Regions from separate parts of the Homo sapiens genome. Here region 1 is linked to region 2. Evidence: chromatin loops called from intact Hi-C (ENCODE). Cell type or tissue: CD4-positive, alpha-beta T cell. All regions are shown on one strand. Links, peaks and the distances in the headings refer to the core of each region. The heading gives the core; the rest is flanking DNA.

Region 1 (8,000 bases), core at 1-8,000, 370 kb after region 2:
GCACTACGCAAAAGCCAGCATGAATCCCAGGCCTTTTTCTGGACAGAAAGGACTGATTGTGTGGCGAGCAGCTGGAATGCGTGCCAGTCACTTTTGGAGTGGTGGTCACAGGCATCGTTTTGCTGGATTGTTTGAGGAGAAGCAGGACAGAAGGGAGCTCTCCTGCCCTGTGCTGCGGTGACCCTGTAATTTTCCTCCTCTTCTTTGTTCAAATTATAAAGAAGAGTCCCACATGTTCGGAAAACTTCAGCCCGGTTTTTTCAATTGGACGCTGCTGTTTCAAAAGTACAACCTTCTCTTTCTGGTTGCTTGGAAGTGACGGTTCAGGAAGTGTGCCCACAATGACATGAGTTAGGGAACTCCGCAGAGCAGGCCTATGGTGGAGACTCAGGATATTTTAGTCAGGGTCTGTGGATAAGGCCCATGTTAGGACAGTAAAAAGCTTGAAAAAGAAGCATTTTAGAGAACTTATTGTATAAATGGTTAACGAGAAAGCCAGAATGATTTGTGATATCTTAAAGTTTATTTTAAAAGTTTCAGATTCTTTACAAAACAAGCAAAATCTTTACCCGTTGAACTACTTATAGATCTACTGGCTATGATTTTACAAAGTTAGGGAAACTGCAAGCTCTCCCTTTGTCCTACTGTTTGATATTTAGCTATTATCCCATCAGTCGAGGTCTCAGTCTTCTGAACAGTCATCATTTTACACCATTCCCAAATGGATATTCTGATAACAGAACTTACAGCTCTTGCCCACCCAATCTCACCTACCAAGAATAGAGATTATAGATGATTATACCATATAAGAGGAAGACGCTAGAAATGTCTTCCCTATTTTGTTATTTTTGTTGGATTTTATTCTTCAAATTAAAGTAAGAGAGACTTGAAGTTCTGGATTATATATAAATTCTCTGCAAGCACTTGCTTGACTAAATGGTATGAACGTACTTATATAGTGTCCTGATGTAATGACTCATACAAATACTTTTCATAGCAGAAACATTTACATGTCTTCTTTTGACTCAAATGTTAATGAGGTTTGTTTTTTTTTTTTTTTTTTTTTTTTTTAATCCTCTAGGCTTTTCCCAGGATGTCATTGTGGAAAGGTGGTTAATGAGAAATCGTTTGAGTCTAAATGCATTTTTACCTTTCATATTATATAGTTGGTAGGGTAACCAAACTTAACCAGCTAAATTGACCCCTAATTGCCCACCTACCTATTCTTCCCAGCTCATGAAAATCTCTGAAATGACATGGCAAGGTCAGAGGAAAGCAACTGATGAATGCTGGTCCTTGGTGAACTGCAAACTCTGTTCCTACATCCAGGAAATCTCTGCTGAAATCTCTGCTCAGCTCTCATTTGGCCTCCTAGCTACAGCTTTCTGCTGCTGCTTTTTATAAAATTCCTGGAGACCCTCCCTGCACATGCAGGATTTAGGAGTCAGCCAACAATTTAAGAAGACTTGGTAGAGAGATTTTGACATTCCTTCCACCTGGCTCTTCTTTGAGACTACCTTCCATTTCCAACTCTTCTAGCAGCCCTAAACTCTGACCTCTGTTTCCTTAAACCAGTAAAATTGTGCCTTTCTACTTGGATTCTCTCCCCTGGCACCCCAAAGAATTACAGAGCTTAGTTTTCACGGATCAGGCCTCTTCCAGTTTCTGCTTGCTTTGGTTGCTCAGCGGTGCTTTTAGTCAATTATTTGTTTATATTTTGTCTAGTTTCTATAGTTGTTATCAGAGGAGAATTAGTCCAATACAAGCTACTCTGCTATGCTCAGGCCTGCAAATCTCAAATTACTATAATTAATAAGAGAATATTAGAAATGTGCTGGTTAAAAATTGAATGTACAACATTAACTGTTTCTATATGCCTAGAAAAAGTAGTTAGACAATGTAATTTTAATTTACATTTACAGCTTAGTACAAGGATATAAAGTACAGAATAATATTCCTAAAAATACATGTAATACTCTTATAGATAAAATTATAAAACTTATTGAATAAACAGTTTTGAAAAACTTTGAAGAAAACCTTAATAAAGACAGATATATCCTGCTCTTGGATAGACTTGTTATAAAGAAGATATTCATTCCTCCTATAGGGAGGAAATGGGCAAAAGATTGAAAAGACATGTCATATCAAAGGAAATAGAAGATGGCCCCTAAACATTTGGGAAGATGCTGTAACTGAAAATCTCAGGAATGCAAAATTAAGTTCTTAGGAGATATTATTTCATATTTACCAAATTGGCAGAAATTTGAAAGTTAGATAATATTTTGTGGAGTATTATGAAGAAACAAGAAGGTTTGTCAACTGCTTTTTTTTTTTTTTCTTGAGACGGAGTTTTGCTCTTGTCGCCCAGGCTGAACTGCAGTGGTGTGATCTTGGCTCACTGCAACCTACACCTCCTGGGTTCAAGCAATTCTCCTGCCTCAACCTCCTGAGCTGCTGGGATTACAGGCATGTGCCACCACGCCCGACTAATTTTGTATTTTTTTTTTAGGAGAGACCGGGGTTTCTCCATATCGGTCAGGCTGGTCTCGTATCCCAACCTCAGGTGATCCTCCCACTTTGGCCTCCTAAAGAGCTGGGATTACAGGCGTGAGACACCGCACCCGGCCTATCATCTGCTTTTAGGAGTGTAAATTGGTCCAATTTCCTTAGAAACTATTGTCATCACCTATTTTACAATTCAGTAAGTTTACTCCTAGATATTTACCTAAAGAAACATTTACATGTATCTGTATAAAAATATTTATAAGAATATGTTAAAAAAAACAAAAATGAAACACTGGAAGCAACTGAAATGTCTACCAAGAGGGGAAAGGATAAGTACATTGTATTATATTCACACATTAGAGTACAATACCACAGGCAAAATGAATAAAATAGAGCTATATCTCAAAATGGAGGAAACTTGAAAATCTAAGTTTGAAAGAAGGAAGCACAAGTATCCAATTTGTTCCCATTTGCAAAAAGTTCAGGCAACATACAATAATATGCTGCTTGGGGAATACCTATGTAGGTGGGTCTAGTGAGAAAGAAAAGAAAGAGAATAAGATAAATTTCTGAATGGTCAAAAAAACACCAGCATCAAGTAGAAAAGTCTGTTATAGTATGAACGAAATCACAGAGAATTTACCACAAGTTTACCTGGTATCTCCAGTACCTAGAAATATTTGCCTTTTTCAATTATTATAAACTAATCTATGCATGATCAAGATAAGTGGATTTTGTTAGTTAAAGCATTAAGTTATCAAAGTGAACTTTGGATCTTATGTTAGTTATGACAATATTTGAGAATTCAGTTATGTTCCTTAACTTTTAATATAAATGACTTTGTGTTTTGAATTGTTGTGGGGCATGTAAAATTGTTGTTAAATTACTGTGAAATTTTAAAAAGAAAAAAAAATTCGGAGTGGTCATTTCCTCTGGATAGATGAAGAGGAATGCGAGTGTGTAGAGAAACAGAAGGGATCTCAGAGGTGTGGTGCTGTCATATCTTCTTTCGTGCCCTGAAGATGGGAACATGGGTACTCTCTGATCATTCTTTAAATTGTGCATTAATAGTTATATATTCTTCCTATAATCCCAGCACTATGGGAGGCCGAGGTGGACGTATCACTTGAGGCCAAGAGTTTGAGACCAGCCTGGCCAATGTGGCGAAACTCCAAAACTACAAAAATTAGCTGGGAGTGGTGGTGTGCGCCTATAATCCCAGCTTCTCCAGAGGCTGAGGCACGAGAATTGCTTGAACTGGGAATGTGGAGGTTGCAGTGAGCCGAGATCATGCCACTGCACTCCAGCCTGGGCCACAGAATGAGACCCTGTCTCCACAAATAAATAAATAATAAATAAATAAATAAATATTCTCTTTGTATGATAGTTCATAATAATCATATATGTTATTTTTATATTTTTAATTTTATTTTATATTTCACCAAGTAGAATTTTTAACTGCTTTCTGGAGTTGCTGCGGGAAGATCAAAGTGTCTACGCAAAAGTGGCCTGGTGATAGGGTGGGGCCCAGAGCCCAGTGCTGGTGGAGACAAAAGTGCAAGGTACAGCATTGCAAGGTCAGCAGCCGTAGACTCGGATCCTCGGCAAACGCAGGTGTGATCTTGGGACTAGCTCTAGGCTGAAGAGCTCACATCTAATTCTCCAGCACTATGAGCCAGCTAGTCTTGTAATGGCGCCCTCTACTGCTTACATTTGCAAGAGACTGTTCCTGTTGCTTGCTACCTAAAATCCTGACAGGTGTATTGCTTTTGTAGTGTCTGTGGGAATAGGTGAGGATATCCAATAAGGACACTTGAAATATGAGTTTGAAATTTAGGAATGATGTCTGACATGCGATATAGCTGTTACCAATATACAGTCATTTGTGAACACAGCTAAGTTCACCAGGGAGGGTGTGAAACTCAAAGAGTATGAACCTCAAAGCTTACCCACTACAACATCCAAGGGGGATCCAACTCCTCACTTACCAATATCTGTGCTTAGATGGTGTTGGGACAATCTTGGTATCCACAGGTCCCACTCCTCTAGAAGCCAGTATCACAGTCAGCACTTTAGAACTGTCAGTAACACCGAGGTTATACAAGTAACTACTCACTAATTGTTTGTTTTTTGTTTTGTTTTGTTTTTCACTTTTAAAGACTTTCTTTTTTACAGAAGTTTTAGGTTCACAGCAAAATTTGGAGGAAGATATATTCCCCATAAGCCACTTGCCCCCACACAGGCATAGCCTCCTCCATTATCCACATCCCCCACCAAAGTTTGCTACAGTTGATGCATCTACAATGACACATCATTATCATCCTAAGTCCATAGAGTCCCTTAGGGTTCACTTTTGGTGTTGTACATTCTATGAGTTTGGAAAAATGTATAATGATATCAATCCTTCTTTATAGTGCCATATGGAGTATTTTCACTGCCCTAAAAATCTTCTGTGTTCCAGCCACTCATCCCTCCCACAACCCCGGCTCCACCCACTACCTTCACCACCCCCTGCCCCCGCATCTAACCCCTGGCAATTTTTAAACTTTTTTTATTGCATTATCTCGACACAGCCAAGGAGATTATTTTATGAGAATATTAATGAAAATTTCCCCAAGAGTAACCCCATATTCTTAGAAAATATCTGACCATCATTCTGCATGATTAACCTACATTCTGGTCTCAGAAGCATGACTAAGAAGGAGTTTAAAAAACAGATTGGTGGGGCAGTAATTATGCAGTTGATAACACAAGGCTCTACCCTGTGTACATAAATCTTTCACAGGAGGAAAAATATTTAAAATGTAAGAATTAAAAAGCAAAAACATTTGGCTATAAAAAGGGATTCAGTAATTACAATGAACATCTCATTAAACATAGTCTTTATTTACAAGAAGGCTGGGAGAGCTCTAATTAACTCATAAGCTGTCCCTATGAATCATTAGCTGTGGCAGGAAAATTCTAGGTGATCCATTAAATCTCCACACCCACAGCTGTTCAGGGAAAAATATAAGCAAACCCTAACTGCCCTTATTTTGGATGGTTGGTGAATTTTCTTCAGTGACCAACTGGATGACCTTGGCCACCACACATCATATATTTCTTCTCCCCAGGGGAAACTGAAGTCCTCTTTTTCTATAACCAAGGATAGGATTTTCTCAACACTCAACAAATAGTTTGTCCATCTTTGAACAAACTTTTAAACCAACGTGATATAAACAATTTACAAAAGTTTATGGTAGACTTTAGATGCAAATCCTTGAGTTGACCCAGAAACATTCTGCTGTTTTATTATGTCAGTTTCCTAAGTCTGTGTTTGAATATGATTTTTCACCATGCTATCTATGTGTTTTTGTGTTTGCTGTGTATGAGAAGACATGGTCTAATTATTAGGGGCCAGGCACTGTGAACCTATGCAGAAAACCACAAAAGTCCAAATCTGCACTATCCAATATGGTAACTACAAGTCTCTTGTAGATTTTGAGCTCTTGCTGTGAAGCTCTGAATTGAGATGTACTACAAGACTTCAAAGAGCTAGTACAAAAAAAGTAAAATATCTCATGAAAAATTGTATAATATTTTTGACTACTAGAAATATTTAGCTGCTAGAAATTTTTAAATTTCATATATGTGCCTTGCATTTGTAGTATACATAATATTTATATTGAATGGCAGGACAAGTGGCCACTGTGAGCCCAAAGTACACATGGAATATTTTTGAAAAGAAGCCAGGAGTTCTAGAGCTATAGAATTTCCTATCTGGAAGAGATTTCCAAAAGTAAATAGTGTAAAAGTGCTTATATTTGTCCAACATAGCCCTCACTTTCCACCACACACACGTTAACACATGTAAATGTCCATGCATGCAACACTGTGACCAGCATAAGCGAAGAGTTGCTATACATTAAGAGTTTGGCATCACTGGAAGAATCTCCTACCTAGTACAGTTCTCTCTCTGTATCCCTGGGTTCCACATCAGCAGATTCAACCATGGCAAAATGAAAATATTAGAAAAAAATGAAAAATACAACAATAAAAAAATACAAATTTAAAACTCAATAGAGTATAACAACTATTTACATACATAGCGTAGCATTTACTTTTTATTAGGTATTATAAGTAATCTAAAGATGATTTAAAGTATCCAGGAGGATGTGCATAGATTATATGCAAATACTATGCCATTTTATATTAGGGACTTGAGCATCTGCAGATTATGGTATCTGCAGGGGTTCTGGAACAAATCCTCCATGGATACCAAGGGACTATATTTCTAAATGTTGGGGATTTAAAGGAAGAATATACCTGAAAGAAGAAACTGAGAGAACAAGCAGGAGAGATCACTGGCTGAATGAATGGAAAAGTGAAGGACATTCCAGAAAAGGAAAATAAAATGAGCAACAGCTGAGAGGAAAAAATAAACATGGGTCTTTAGGAGAATAGTGACAGTTGGGCTATTAGTAACAATAATTAATATCTGAAAATAGCTTTTAATTTACATAGATTTCATCACAGGCATTATTTCATTTCATCATGATAGATATCTATTTTTATCATTCCCATTTTACAGATAAAGAATGAGGCCCAAATTTAAGGAGCTTGCCCAAGATCACACAGTCGGTAGTGCCAGAATTTAGGGGATCAACCATCCTGTCTGCCCTGGGCTGGGGTTTCCAGCACTCAGGACTTTCAGTGCTAGAAATGAGAACATCCTGGGCAAAGCAGGGAACTTGCTCACTCTACCCTTGAACCCATGTCTTCTGACTCTAAATCCCATTCTCTTTGCATTGATAATAATGACAAACATCTATTGAATACTTTAGGTGTACCACGAACTTTGTAATAAGAACTTCACATAATTATCTTTTTAATCTACAAAACAACTTTATAAATTGAGTATTGATTTTGCACTTCCTCCTCCTACCACCCCACATAGTCCAGATATAAAAAAATTAAGTCTCCCAGATCATTGATAACTTACCCAATGTCACACAGCTGGTAATGTCTGGATTTTAACTCAGGCCATTCCAGTCCAGGGCCTGTGCTGCTAACCACCATGAAAGATGCCCAGCCTGGTGCTGCCACCTCACCTGCTTGCTAAGGCCCAGGGTTCCTGCTGGACCTTTTGACCCACTCCTTTATTTTTTCATCATGTTAGTATGAAAACATAGCTTGACTGGAATCCAGCGTCCACTACTGCGGTCACTCTTTAGTGCATAACACCTATGCCTCCTGGCTTTGATCTTGCCAGTCTTCCATTTGAAATGACCTCTCATATTAACATCCTACCAATGCCTGTCCCACCTTTTAGTAGGTACCTTGATTCAAAAAGAGTTCTTAAAAAGTAAAAGAAAAAAAGTTTCCTTTTCATTTAACATGTACTGGCAAGAGTTGCCAGATAATTTGTCTTTAAAATTAAAACAATTATGCTTTCTTTAATAAAACCCTAGTTTTTTGTTATCACCTTTGATGTAATTTTTAAAAAGCTGTTCTTT
Region 2 (12,949 bases), core at 1,949-9,948:
TGGTACTCCCTCCACTGCCCCAAATATTTTAGCCGCAACTTGGAAGCCCATGGCACATCCTGTGTGTATTAAAAGAGGGCTCCATTGACTACCTGGTAATGACAGATGCTTGGTTCTCCTTGGAAAACAATTCTTCTAGGTCACTCACTTTCTCCATTCAAGACTCTGACACCTGGGTCACAATTTCATCCTCTGCTAAATCCTGTTATTATCTTCCCTGACTTCAAAGGTTCTTCCACCTCTCCAACTCCAGTGATTTTCACATACCTTTGTCACCCCACAAAATACTGGCAACTGTGGATATACTCTGAACTTTGTTATTCCCTACAATTGTCCTGCCCTCTTACTTCCAGCTCTCTCCTCAGACCTTACTCTCCATAGATGTCTCTCTGACACCACAGACATCTCTTATCTCATGGCTCTGTTACCCCAGTTTATCTACCACATTGTTCTTGTTTATATCCCTCCCCAGCTTGAACCCTATAACTTATTGATGGAACCACTTTTTTGTACCAACATCCCCAAATCTCTGAAACCTTGGACTTTCCTATGCATATACCTTGGCTGTTGAACAGTCTCAGAAAAAGGTCACTTGGTATTTGCTAGGGGCCAATATAATATTTAACTTAGCTGGAGTCTAATCAATGCTTGACTGTCCTATGCTTTGTTCTTGGTTAGTAATTCTTGCCACCCTTCCCAAGAACTTCTTTAGATTCCTGCCATTCCCCCTTAAGATCCTTTTTAACTTTTTCTTGGTGCCTTGGCCTTTTATTCTACTGACAATATTGAGATGTTGAAGAATGAAAACTTTCAAACACCCATACCTTCCCTCAAATTTTGAACCAGAATCATCCTTGACTCTCTCCCACCAATCTCAGTGGAAGCTCTCTTGCCTTCTTCCCAAGGCCAGGCCTTCCAGTTAGGATCTTGATTAGGATACTATTCTGTCTGTTCTCCAATTTTCTTATATGCCTTCAACTTTTCTGCTTCTCTTCATCTGTCTTTTCTTAAGGCTTATGGAACTCCCATTTAAAAAATCTTTGAATTTGTGTGCCCCTTTAATGTTAGCCATGTCTGTATCAGCTAACCTTTATCAGCTGTTTTCAGAAAGAATAGTCTGCACTTGACCACCACCACTTCTTGAATTCCCCATTCATTCACCTATTAAAATCGGGCTTCCTCCTCTATCCTCTGCGCTGACAATATCTGGCTAACCATAATTGATCTTACTATTTTTAAATCCATTTATTTTATTTAGCATACTAACCCATTTCTTGAAACCACCTCTTTATTTCATTAATGCCCTCTTCTGTCATCGAAACTCTCTGCCTATTGCTTCCTTGTCCCCTTTTTCTATCTTTTTTCTTTGCATAATTCAAAATGCTGGTACTCTTGGAGGTCTTTTTTCAGCCCATTGCTCTTATTACTCTGCATATGCTTCTTCAGATAGGGGCAGACAGGATGTGGTTCTCATTTAATTTCACAGTATGTATTATCACCTATAAGTTGACGCCTCAGATCTGCTCAGCAACTTAGGCTTCCAATTGGAAGGACCATAACTTAGTGAAATAAACATACTCCAATTACTGAAAATTTTCTACACCAGGTTCCCCTGCCACTCTACATACTTCCTCACATGATGGTGCCAGCATGCATTAGAAACCAAAGCCAGACCGCTTGGAGTCACTTGAAATGCCTTCCCTCATGCTCACCTCATTTAGTCACTACATCTTGCTGATTTCACTTCTAAATATTGCTCCTCTGCTTTTCCTCCTACTTTTTAGCTTTGCTGTTACTCCTCTAGTTCAGGCATTCATCTTCACTCATGTTGATTATTGTTTTGGCCTCCTTTGTCTGCCTCATCTTTTCTGGCTTTGCACTCACAGTCCATCCTCCTTCTTCCATCATGGCTGTCCATTTAAAGGGCACATCCTCCTGTAGCAGAGGGATGACAAAAAAAAAGGAGAAGGAGAAGATGAAGAAGAAGGACAAGAAGCAGAAGAAGCAGAAGCAGCAGCAGAAGAAGCAGAAGCAGAAGAAGCAGCAGCAGAAGAAAGAAGAGGAAGAGGAGGAAGAAGAGGAAGAGGAGGAAGAAGAGGAAAAAGAAGAGGAAGAGGAGGAAGAGGAAGAGGAGGAGGAAGAGGAAGAGGAGGAGGAAGAGGAGGAAGAGGAAGAGGAGGAAAAGAGGAAGAGGAAGACGAGGAAGAAGAAGAGGAAGAAGAGGTAGAGGAAGAAGAAGAAGAAGAAAGAAGAAGAAAGAAGAAGAAAAGAAGAAGAAAGAAGAAGAAGAAGAAGAGGCAAATCCCATAACATCACTCCCCTGATTGAATCCTTAATGGGTATACCTTCACCTGCCCACTGCTAGGTGCTGCCCACTGCCAGGTGCCCCATGCTTCTCTTCACAACAGTTACCACATTGATTGCAGTCCTGTTGCCCAGATGTAGCCAGAAGCACCTCAGTGGCCAACACCTTGCCTCACTCATTCTACAGCCTTGGTACCTGGGATACTACCCAGCACACCATAGGCATTCAACAAATGTTAAACTAAACAGAATAGAGTTAAATGGAATATATAACCAAAGTTAATTCCATATTGGAGAAAAACAAACATCATGGCAAGTAATTATTTGGGGAACACCTAATGCATACCAGCACTGTGTTGGAACTTCACACATTTTATGCTGATTTACTAGACATCTGTGTTACACAGCAGGGTGAAGTGGTGTAAGGAACATGACTTTTTAAAGAGAAAGATCTTGGGTTACATCCTGACTGTGCCACTTCATAGCTGTGACCTCGAGAGAACTACTTAACATCTAATTTTTAATATCGCACTATTCAAGGGATAGCAATGCATTTCTCACAGGGTAGTTGTGCAGACTAAAAGAGATTAAAAGGACCTAGAAAATGTGTGGAGGTTAAACATGAATGCCACTGGGGCTTGAACCTTTCTCATAATTTGACAACTGCTGAGAAGGGCAGGACTTTTTGGCATGTTAAGGTCTCTGAGTTCAGGAATGAAGGGGCCCCCATGAGTCCTGAGTGAGACTTGCTGAGGCCCAGCGATATTGTGTGAAACAGGATTTAAGAGTTTTTACTTTCCAGAAACCAAGGGTAACAGAAGTCTCTGTATTGTAATAGGAGGTCATACCTGCTTAAATACATAGATAGTAATTTAGTATTTGCTGGTGTAAATAGTACAGTACTATTGGGGATACATTAGAAACCTTAGGAACATTTATTAAATGAAATCATAATAGACAAAACCCTTCAGAGTGTGCCATCTCTTTTTTTTGCTGTGACGCTGACAGCTCTTACACTATTTCAAAGAGATTTGGAACAAATTATTGGTAACAATAAAGCCCCTCTAAAACTTTTATATGGAGATGTTTATTGCAACATTATATTCAATAGCAAATAATTACAAATAACTTATGAGATCATAAAGTAAATGATGAGTGATGTTATACCAATATGATAAATAAAATATTATTTATCTCTACAGTAAGGCTTATGAAGACTGTAGGAAATAGAAATAAAGTGCCCAATGTGGCATGCATCTAATTCCATAATTATAGCTAAGAAAATGTAAGACTATCTTTGGATAAGGGCTAATAAAAAAAAAATAGGTATAAGGTAGTATGCAAATATGAATATAATTAGGTTTGGGCAGTAAAATCTACTGATTTTTTTTAATTTTGGAAGTTTACATAATTAAAAATTTTAAATTATTTTAAATGATTTATGAGCATCAGTATCAGAATATTAAAAATATATAAACCAAGATAAATGCTCCAAGCAAGAGAAAAGCAATTACTGACTTACCAAATTATTCTTCTGACATCTTAATTATAAAACCTAGCCATAATTTATTACCAGACCCTAGCTTCCCATTCTTATAACACAGAAAATATTATTTTATGACTTACAATCAAGGCACAATCTCTTAAATAATCTACTTTAGAATCAACTATAAGCAAAAGAAAATTTATCTACAGAGCTATATTATTAGATAACCTGGTTTGTAGCCTTGCAATGTGTATTCAATTGCCTTTATGTCTATTTGCCTATCTCCTAAAATACTCAAATTTCGGATTTTAGCCTAATACACTCACAATCATGAGACTGATTACATAACTGGATTTCAAGGAGAAAAAATAACAAAGAGGAATGAATTAATTATCTGAACTTTAGTTATATATTAGATTTCCTAAACAAGAATTACAGACAAATTTGTTTATTAAGAAAACACTGTTGAGAGGAACATGTCTTTGGAATTATGAAAAATGATCTTCCAGAGTATATGGAAAGTAAAGACATTCTGAGGAAATGTCCATTATGAAAGTCCAAGTGACTATGCTTAAACCACTATAACCGTAGATCTGATTGCTTGATGCTATAATTCAATTATCTTCTCACTACTTTACCTCTCATCTGATAGTGAAATACAGCCCTATTTTTTCCTCTAGTATTTATTCAAATATTTTTCCAAGTATGACACAATGACTTTATCTCCTCAGTCAGTTGTCATTCTTGAGGTATGTAGACTCATCAACCACTAAACCACTGTGGCGAGGACCCTGGTCCATTTGGCCAAAAATTCTGCCCTTGTTCTTCATCCTATTAACCGTAAATATATTAGGAATCTAGCTAGAAGATGTCCCAATTTATTATTCATTATAGCTCTAACAATATTAATGTTAACTATTAAGTATGAAGATGATTTTTTTTTATTTTCCATTAAGTCATTTATTGAGTCACTTACATTATGCCTGTAGTTTAGGTAGGATTAATCCATAATTTCTTCCCAAATTCCCCTGTGATTCGATTCCTTGCAGAGGACCATTAAATATATGATGAGTGGTTGGAAGGTTCCTTCTTATCCTATGGATAAAAGGCTCTAAATGTCTTAATATATTTAATTCTTCATTTAAATCACTTCTGATGTGTGTTTATTATATAGGTAGGCTCTCTTGAACATATAGTCCAGTGCAACTATTAATGCTTTATTTATTTTTTATTTATTTATTTTTTGAGACCAGGTCTCACTGTCGCCAAGCCTTGAGTGCAGTGGCAGGATCACAGCTCACGGCAGCCTCTATCCCCCAGGATGAAGTGATCCCCTTTCTTCAGCCTCCCAAGTAGCTGGGACTACAGGTGTATGCCACCATACCGTGCTAATTTTTGTATTTTAGTAGAGACAGGGTTTCACCTTGCCCAGGCTGATCTTGAACTTCTGAGCTCAAGCCATCTGCCCGCCTCTGCCTCCTAAAGTGCTGCGATTGCAGGCATGAGCCACCACATCTGGCCAACACTTTATTGATAACTGTATGTATGTATAAGCATTTCTAGGTTGTAACAATCCATTGGCTCTCAGTAGGCCCACCAGAGGAGTACTGCACCTGCAATGAAAACCTGTCTCAGATTTCAATCTGCAAGTGTTTTATTATGGGCTGCTAGTAAATTATCCCACAAGAGGTCGCTAAAGCTCCGGTTTTTTTGATGTGTGATTTTTCTGACTTTTTCTCCTTCCTGCAAAGGAATTGCAAAAAATTTTCTGTTTCCCGGTTTTCTATTTCCCAGTCTGTTCCAACTTGACATGAAGGTAGTCAAGAATTAGGGCTTAGTCATGGGCAAGGCAGCTTACTTATGGAAGTTTGTAGCCATCTAGGGTTGCTCAAATCCATCACGTGAACTTCAGAGCATTTCTTACCACAATTTATACTTGAAAAGGAAATACAACCAGGCACCTTCTGACCTCAATAACTAAACTCTTTTAGCTGTAATGTAGACCCCTTTAAAGGCACATTACCACTTTTCAGGCCCTGGGTTGACATTCCAGTTTTCTGCACATACCAGAATGATAGAATAGACATCTAAAAGAGGCCTGCACTCAGTAAATATCTCCTTAGAGAAGATCTAATAAATAAATGCTAGAGGTACCCTCATTAATGGAAAATTGCTGCTACATCTATTTCTTTGGAGGATTTTTAGACTCAAGCAGGCAGATTCCTGTAAAGAATTTGGTTTAAAACAAAGCTGATATTTTAGAAACAATCTCTATTTTCTCCACAGAAAACATAAATATTTTTTAACAAGACATTTAAAATTGTGTTTTAGAGAAAAATCGGCTTAAAATTTGAGAATATTTTCGCCCATCCTTAGAAGAATTTTCTCTTCCCCTTAGAAAAATATTGCCTGAATATAAAAAGGGAATCTTACCTTGATTTCTCCATCTCTCAAATCTCAGAAGAAACAATGCCACTTTTAGCATTCTTGACTAGTAAGATTATTGGCTATATATTTTCTTAGCAAGGGTCACATGTTACATTTTTAATAGGTTCTATTACATAGGGCAGAGGTTATAGGCAAAGACTTCTCTAATGATCTTTCCACTTCCCTTCTCTACGGGGAATATTTAACTTAAAATATTGTGATTTAATCATATATAAAGAGAGAAGTGTTATTGTGAATCAAGCATTTGAACAATTTTATGTTTTCATATGAATATAGAGTGTTAAAATTATAAATAACATTTTAATTATACGGATGGAAAAACCTGGAAAGATCTCAACCCTATGAACATGAAGGATTTATACAAGATGATTTTGGAATCATCCCTTCTAGTCCTAAAATGTAATGACTTTCCTTAAATTCTTATGCTTTTGGACTATAAAAGCCCATTTCTATTTTAATGAGATAACTTTAAGTGGAGGGCTTTTCTTATTTGAATAGCTGTCCTGTTACGATTTGGGAGTTAAATATCAGATAATTAAAATTTAGTTGTTTACAGTTACTGAGATTTTTGCATTATTTCCTCAGCAATAATTTTTTATATTTACAACCTCTATGTTAATGAACACACTATTTCATGAAGTGCTTTTGTAAAATGCTAACATAATTCTTTCCTCATGTCTTTTTGGAGGTAGGAGACTCATATACTTTTTATCAGAGATGCTCATGAACTTGAAGGCCCAAATGAATAATAATATACAGATAATGAATTTCTACTTGACTTGAGCCATATCGCAATAAAGAAGGAAAAATGAAACAGGCTAGCCAGGAGGGTAGGAATAGACCAGTCACAATGCATCAAAAGGCAAATGATAGTAATCAGAATCTCAAAGAATCATACAATGAGTCTTTTTAAAATACCACCACCACCTACTCCACTACTCTGGGCTTGTGTTAGCTGACAAGGCACATTGGTTTTCCCGTTTACTCACATTAAGCCCTGGGTAGGCACAACCAGAGAACATTTCAAATATGTATGGGTTATGAATAAGTGTGAGTCACCGACTTTTAGTCCAGCTGAAACTACATTGTCAGAAGAGTATTAAGCTGGCATTTGCAACCCACATACTTACCTTGTGCCTGACACTGTGTTCTGTATTTAGGACAAAGGCTTTTCTAGTCCATGCACTCAGGTAACTCACAATACAGTTGAAGAAAAGAGATAAGAACACAGACAACTACAGTATTGCATCAGTACTAAGGCATGCATAGCACCCCCACCCCCAGCTGTCTTACCTCTTGGAAATCAGGTTGCATCTTACAATTGATGGTATCTTGCAAATGCCATGTCTAGGCTGCTGTCATAAGCAGTCTTGGTTTGTGTGGGTGCAAACTTGGTCATAGCTGTTGATCTTGTCTTCCCTTCATTGAGGTATGTGCACTGTTGATAATGCATGAGTTGAGTGAATTGCCATTTAAAATGCTTTAAATGTTACCTTATAATTCAGTATTAGAAAAAAAATTGTGGTATGTGCAAGAAGGGCTAGAAACAGTGCAGTGGGATGTATATTTAATGTCACTGAGGTAAATATTTACCATTGGAAGGATGATTCTCATTTCTTATTTTCTTGCAAACCCATAATAAAATAATAATTATGGGTTCTAAGAAAGGAAAATACATGTTGAATAAGTTGTGTAAAATGTGGTGACTATGCTATGTGTCAAAGGATTGTCTATCACCTTGCTACAACCAAGTGTGGTCTCTGGATCAGGTACAGTCTCTGCATCAACATTACCTGAGAAGTTGTTAGATTTGGAGCATCTCAGGCGCCACACCAGACTTACAAAATCAGAATCTTCATTTTAAAGTCCGTAAATGGTTCATATGACATAAAAGTCTGATAAATAATTATGTCACATGCCAAGCAATTCAATGAAAGTCAGGAAAAATTGCCTTTGAAGAGATGAAAGAAATTTCAAAACAACAAGGAGTTGATGTGACCAATTCACTCATGCAGGACTATCATTAAGGTGTCAAACTTCAATATCAGAAACTTCCTGCTGAGTTTGAACAGCAGTTGCCTAACTTCGTGTGACATGTATTTTGATTGAAGAAAAATGAAAACGATCAGTTTATTGAATAAAAAATGCTAACAAACCATGGGCTCTTTGATATGTCTCAGAATCACACTAAAAGAACCCTTTCAATACATATAAAATAAAAATTCTAAGTGATAAGGCTGTGTAATAATTTTACTGGCAGCTTTTTTTGTTCCTTGATGTTACATAAACTAATAGTGTGTTTTATAATTGATGGTGGCATAGACTTGATGAAAAACAGTATAATACAGTGTGATAGGTGCTATAATAGGAAGAAGTGGGAGATGCTATGGAGTAAATAGGTGGTGGTCATATCTCATAATCAAGGTTTGTTACCTTGAGCAAAAGTCAGTCAGATGGAGATGGGAATGAATTGAGGTGGGATGCAGGGAAGTTATTATTCCAAGAAGAGAGAATTACACATGCAAAGCCATCAAGGCTGTTTGTCAAGAAGCAGGTAGAGGGATTGAATCAGTTTTTAGGGGATGGGGGAGTTGGGATGCTGGATTGTGTTTTGCCTTAGCTTTGGTGTTACAGAGCAAAAGCAAAGGGAAATAGTACCTCCACATGTCAAAGGAAAATTTGGTGTCCAAAAGCTCCCATTCCCGCTAGGAGAACTGACCTTGTGTATTAGGGTTCTCTAGAGGGACAGAACGAATAGGATAGATGTATATACATACAGGGGAGTTTATTAAGGAGTATTAACTCACACAATCACAGGGTGAGGTCCCACAACAGGCTGTCTGAAAACTGAGGCGCAAGAAAGCCAGTCCAAATCCCAAAGCTGAAGAAATTTGACTCTGATATTTGAGGGCAGGAAGCATCCAGCACAGAAGAAAGATGGAGGCTGGGAGGCTAGGCCAGTCTAGTCTCTTCACGTTCTTCTGTCTGCTTTTATTCTAGCTGCACTGGCAGCTGATTAGATTGTGCCCACCCAGATTGAGGGTGGGTCTGCCTTTCCCAGTCCACTGACTCAAATGTTAATCTCCTTTGGCAACAACCTCACAGACACACCCGGGAACAATACTTTGCATCCCTCAATCCAATCAAGTTGACACTCAATATTAACCATCACACCTTGTCTGGGATCAGTTTTGTGTAGAATTAGGTTCACGGATAAAGTTAGCTTTGTTCTCTTCCAGTATTTTCTTGAATGAGGATGGTTTCCACTTAAGGAATAAAGACATTAGTTTTGATGGCTAAGAATGGAGTTTTCACTCAATCCTGTCTGCACATTGCCATCACCCCAAGTAATGCCTTAGCCACACTCACAGAAGTTTGATTAACTTGCTATGGAGAAGCATGAGCATTGGTATTTTTTATCCATTGTCTCCATGATACTACTGTGCAGTTTATTTAAAAAAATGGGCTTATGGTCAGGGAGGGTTAGGGCAGATGAACAGCTGGTCAGCAGAAAACAGGAACTGCAGCACCTATAAGGCTACAAATGAAGCAAAGCATCAGTCAAACACTTGGCCTCTTAGGGGAAACCATTTATTTGGGCAGATATGGTAGGGAAATGCGGGATAAATTTCTGCCATCATATGATAAGCCCTAGGATTTACCAAACACCTTGGATCATCTTGGAATCCTCTCATTCTAAGATAACAGATCTCTCTTCTGGCCTCCTATGGGTGTTTGGATATAAAAGACAGATACACAACTTTCACATCCAGGCCCTCAGATACACATTTCCCAGGGTAGCCCTGAGGTGGTGCTGCTGTACTTGTGGTCACATCTTGGTTTGAAAACGCTGGTAGAGAGAGTGGAACTTTTCCCTTCTTTTCACAAAGAGTATGGGGCTTTTGCAAGGCCAAAAATAGAAAAAAAAAGCCTAAAGTTGGTGCCTACATGTTTGTGTGGAGCATTTAAGCTCAAACAGGGCATATATATGTTGGGTAAGAAAGTGGATATTCATCCATAATGACAGTATACTGGTGATATCTCTGCTATGTCTTGACATAAATAGGATTCCTATAGTTTTACCTTGCTCAGTTGCAGGAGTGGGAAAGGCAGCTGAGTGGGGAAACTGAGTCAATATATACAATGTTAACAGTAGACTTTTGAGCCAAAGGATGGGGTGGACACATTCAAGAATGAAAGGAATAGTGGGTTTGCAACCGTAGAGGCTGAGAGCAACATTAAGTAACAAGTCACAGACAGCACTGTTCTCTCAACTCCCTCTGTGCAGTGCTAGTGTATATGAGTGGGGGTCCCCTGATAATGTCTACTCACACAGGAGCCAGCTTGAGTCAGTGGACAGCTGGGCTGACCCTACCTGCATTTGTACTTCAAAGCTATGTGATACTTTAGTGTATTATAGGCTGCACTTGGAGGTGTGTTGTTTTGAAGACAGATTTGTGGCACAACCAGTGGAATATTCTCTGCCCAAGAGTGGCGGCTGAGGCATCTAGCTTATTAAAAAGGCCTCCAAACTGGTCTCCCTGCCTCCACCCTTGCCCCTCACAACTCTACTCTCAACAAAACAATAGAAATGATCACTTGAGAATCAAACTCTGTCTTCTCTACTCAAAAACCCTTCTATGGCTCCTCTACTCAGGCTGAAAGTCAAGGTCAGTACCATGGCCTCTAAGGCCCTTTGTGATTTGTGTCCCCTCCCCTACTCCTCTGACTTCATCTCCTCTTACTGGTCCACACTTCTGCCCCAGGGCCTTTGCATTTGCTTGTCTTTCTGCTTAAAATACTCTTCCCTATATATTTTGGGGAGCTCATTCTTCTTCTCCTTTAAATCTTTGTTTGAGTGTCATCTTTGCAGAAAGGCTTTCCTTGACCACCGATTTCGATTTAAAGTGACATCTGACTGAGCCAGAAAGAAATAGATTCCCTGAATAGATAAATAATGAGCTCTGAAATTGAATCAGTAATAAATAGCCTACCAACTAAAAAAGCCTCAGGATCTCATGGATTCATAGTAGCATTCTACCAGATACATAAAGAAGAGCTGGTATTATTCTTACAGAAACTATTCCAAAAAATTGAGGAGGGACTTCTTCCCAACTCATTCTATGAGGCCAGCATCATCTTGATACCAAAATTTGGCAGAGACACAACAAAAAAGAAAACTTCAAGCCAATATCCTTGATGAACATTGATGGAAAAATTCTCAACAAAGTACTTGCAAACCGAATCCAGCAGCACCTGAAAAGGTTAATCCACCATGATCAAGTAGGCTTCATCTCTGGGAGACAGTGTTGGTTCATGAATAAATGTGATTCATCACATAAACAGAACTAAAGACAAAAACTACATGATTATCTCAATAGATGTGGAAAAGACTTTTGAAATAATTCAACATCCCTTCAAGTTAACAAGTCTCAAAAACTAGGTATTGGAGGAGCATGTTTCAAAATAATAAGAGCCATCTATGACAAACCCACAACAAACATCATAGTGAACAGGCAAAAGCTAGAAGCATTCCCCTTGAAAACTGGCACAAGACAAGAATGCCTTTTCTCACCACTGCTATTCAACATAGTATTGGAAGTCCTAGTCAGAGCAATCAGGCAAGAGAAAGAAATGAAGGGCATTCGAATAGAAAGAGAATTCAAAGTATCTCTGTTTGCAGAAGGTATGATTCTATATCTAGAAAACTCCATAGTCTCAGCCCAAAAGCTCCTTCAGCTGAAAAACAACTTCAACAAAGTTGCAGGATACAAAATCAATGTACAAGAATCACTAGCATTCCTACACACCAACATCAACCAAACTGAGACTCAAATCAGAAAGGCAATCCAATTCACAATTGCCACACATACAAAATAAAATACCTAGGAACACAGATAAGCAGGGAAGTAAAAGATCTCTACAATGAGAACTACAAAACACTGCTCAAATAAATCAGAGAAGACACAAACAAATGTAAAAACATCCCATGCTCATGGGTAGGAAGAAGCAATATCTCTAAAATGGCTATACTGCCCAAAGCAATTTCCAGATTCAATGTTATTCCTATCAAACTACCAACTTCATTTTTCACAAGGCTAAACAAAATTATTTAAAAATTTATGTGGAACCAAAAAAAGAGCCCGAATAGCCAAGGCAATCCTAGGCAAAAAGAACAATGCAGGAGGCGTCATGTTACCCGACTTCAAACTATTCTACAAGGCTACAGTGACCAAAACAGCATGGTACTGGTACAAAAGCAGGCAAATAGACCAATGGAACAGAATGGAGACCCCAGAAATAAGGCTGCATATCTATGACCAACTGATCTTCGACAAAACTGATAAAAATAAGCAATGGGGAAAAGACTCCCTTTTCAATAAATGGTGCTGGGATAACTGGCTAGCCATATGCAGAAGATTGAAGCTGGACCTCTTCCTTATACCCTAAAATCAATTCAAAATGGATTAAAGACTTAAATGTAAAACCTCAAACTATAAAAACCCTGGAAGACAACCTAGACAATACTATCCTGGACCTAGGAATGGGCGAAGATTTCACAACAAAGACACCAAAAGCAATTGCAACAAAAGCAAAAGTTGACAAGTGGGATCTAATTAGGTCAAAGAACTTCTGCACAGCAAAAGAAACTATCATCAAAGTAAACAGACAAGCTACAGAATGGGAGAAAATATTTACAAACTATGCATC

Evidence for each region. Hi-C counts contacts between places; a loop is a spot of excess contacts. Peaks named below come from ENCODE experiments on the same cell type or tissue, not always from the same donor. Only the 100,000 strongest peaks of a DNase experiment are listed, where the experiment ranks them.
Region 1: it touches region 2 in a loop (16-fold over the local background); 29 of 110 quality-filtered maps call a loop at or near these places.

The regions. Positions count from the first base shown.
Region 1 is chr6:135,905,766-135,913,765 of GRCh38, forward strand. All of the region lies in intron 1 of PDE7B (phosphodiesterase 7B), which reads left to right. Among named protein-coding and RNA genes, the nearest start is that of PDE7B, 58 kb to the left of the region's middle. In CD4-positive, alpha-beta T cell, for the core only: CTCF peaks have their summits at 4,207 (motif pointing left) and 4,406; a DNase peak (open chromatin) is centred at 4,196.
Region 2 is chr6:135,530,634-135,543,582 of GRCh38, forward strand. The region is part of intron 2 of AHI1-DT (AHI1 divergent transcript); the gene reads left to right. Among named protein-coding and RNA genes, the nearest start is that of AHI1-DT, 39 kb to the left of the region's middle. In CD4-positive, alpha-beta T cell, for the core only: a CTCF peak has its summit at 5,498 (motif pointing right); a DNase peak (open chromatin) is centred at 5,488.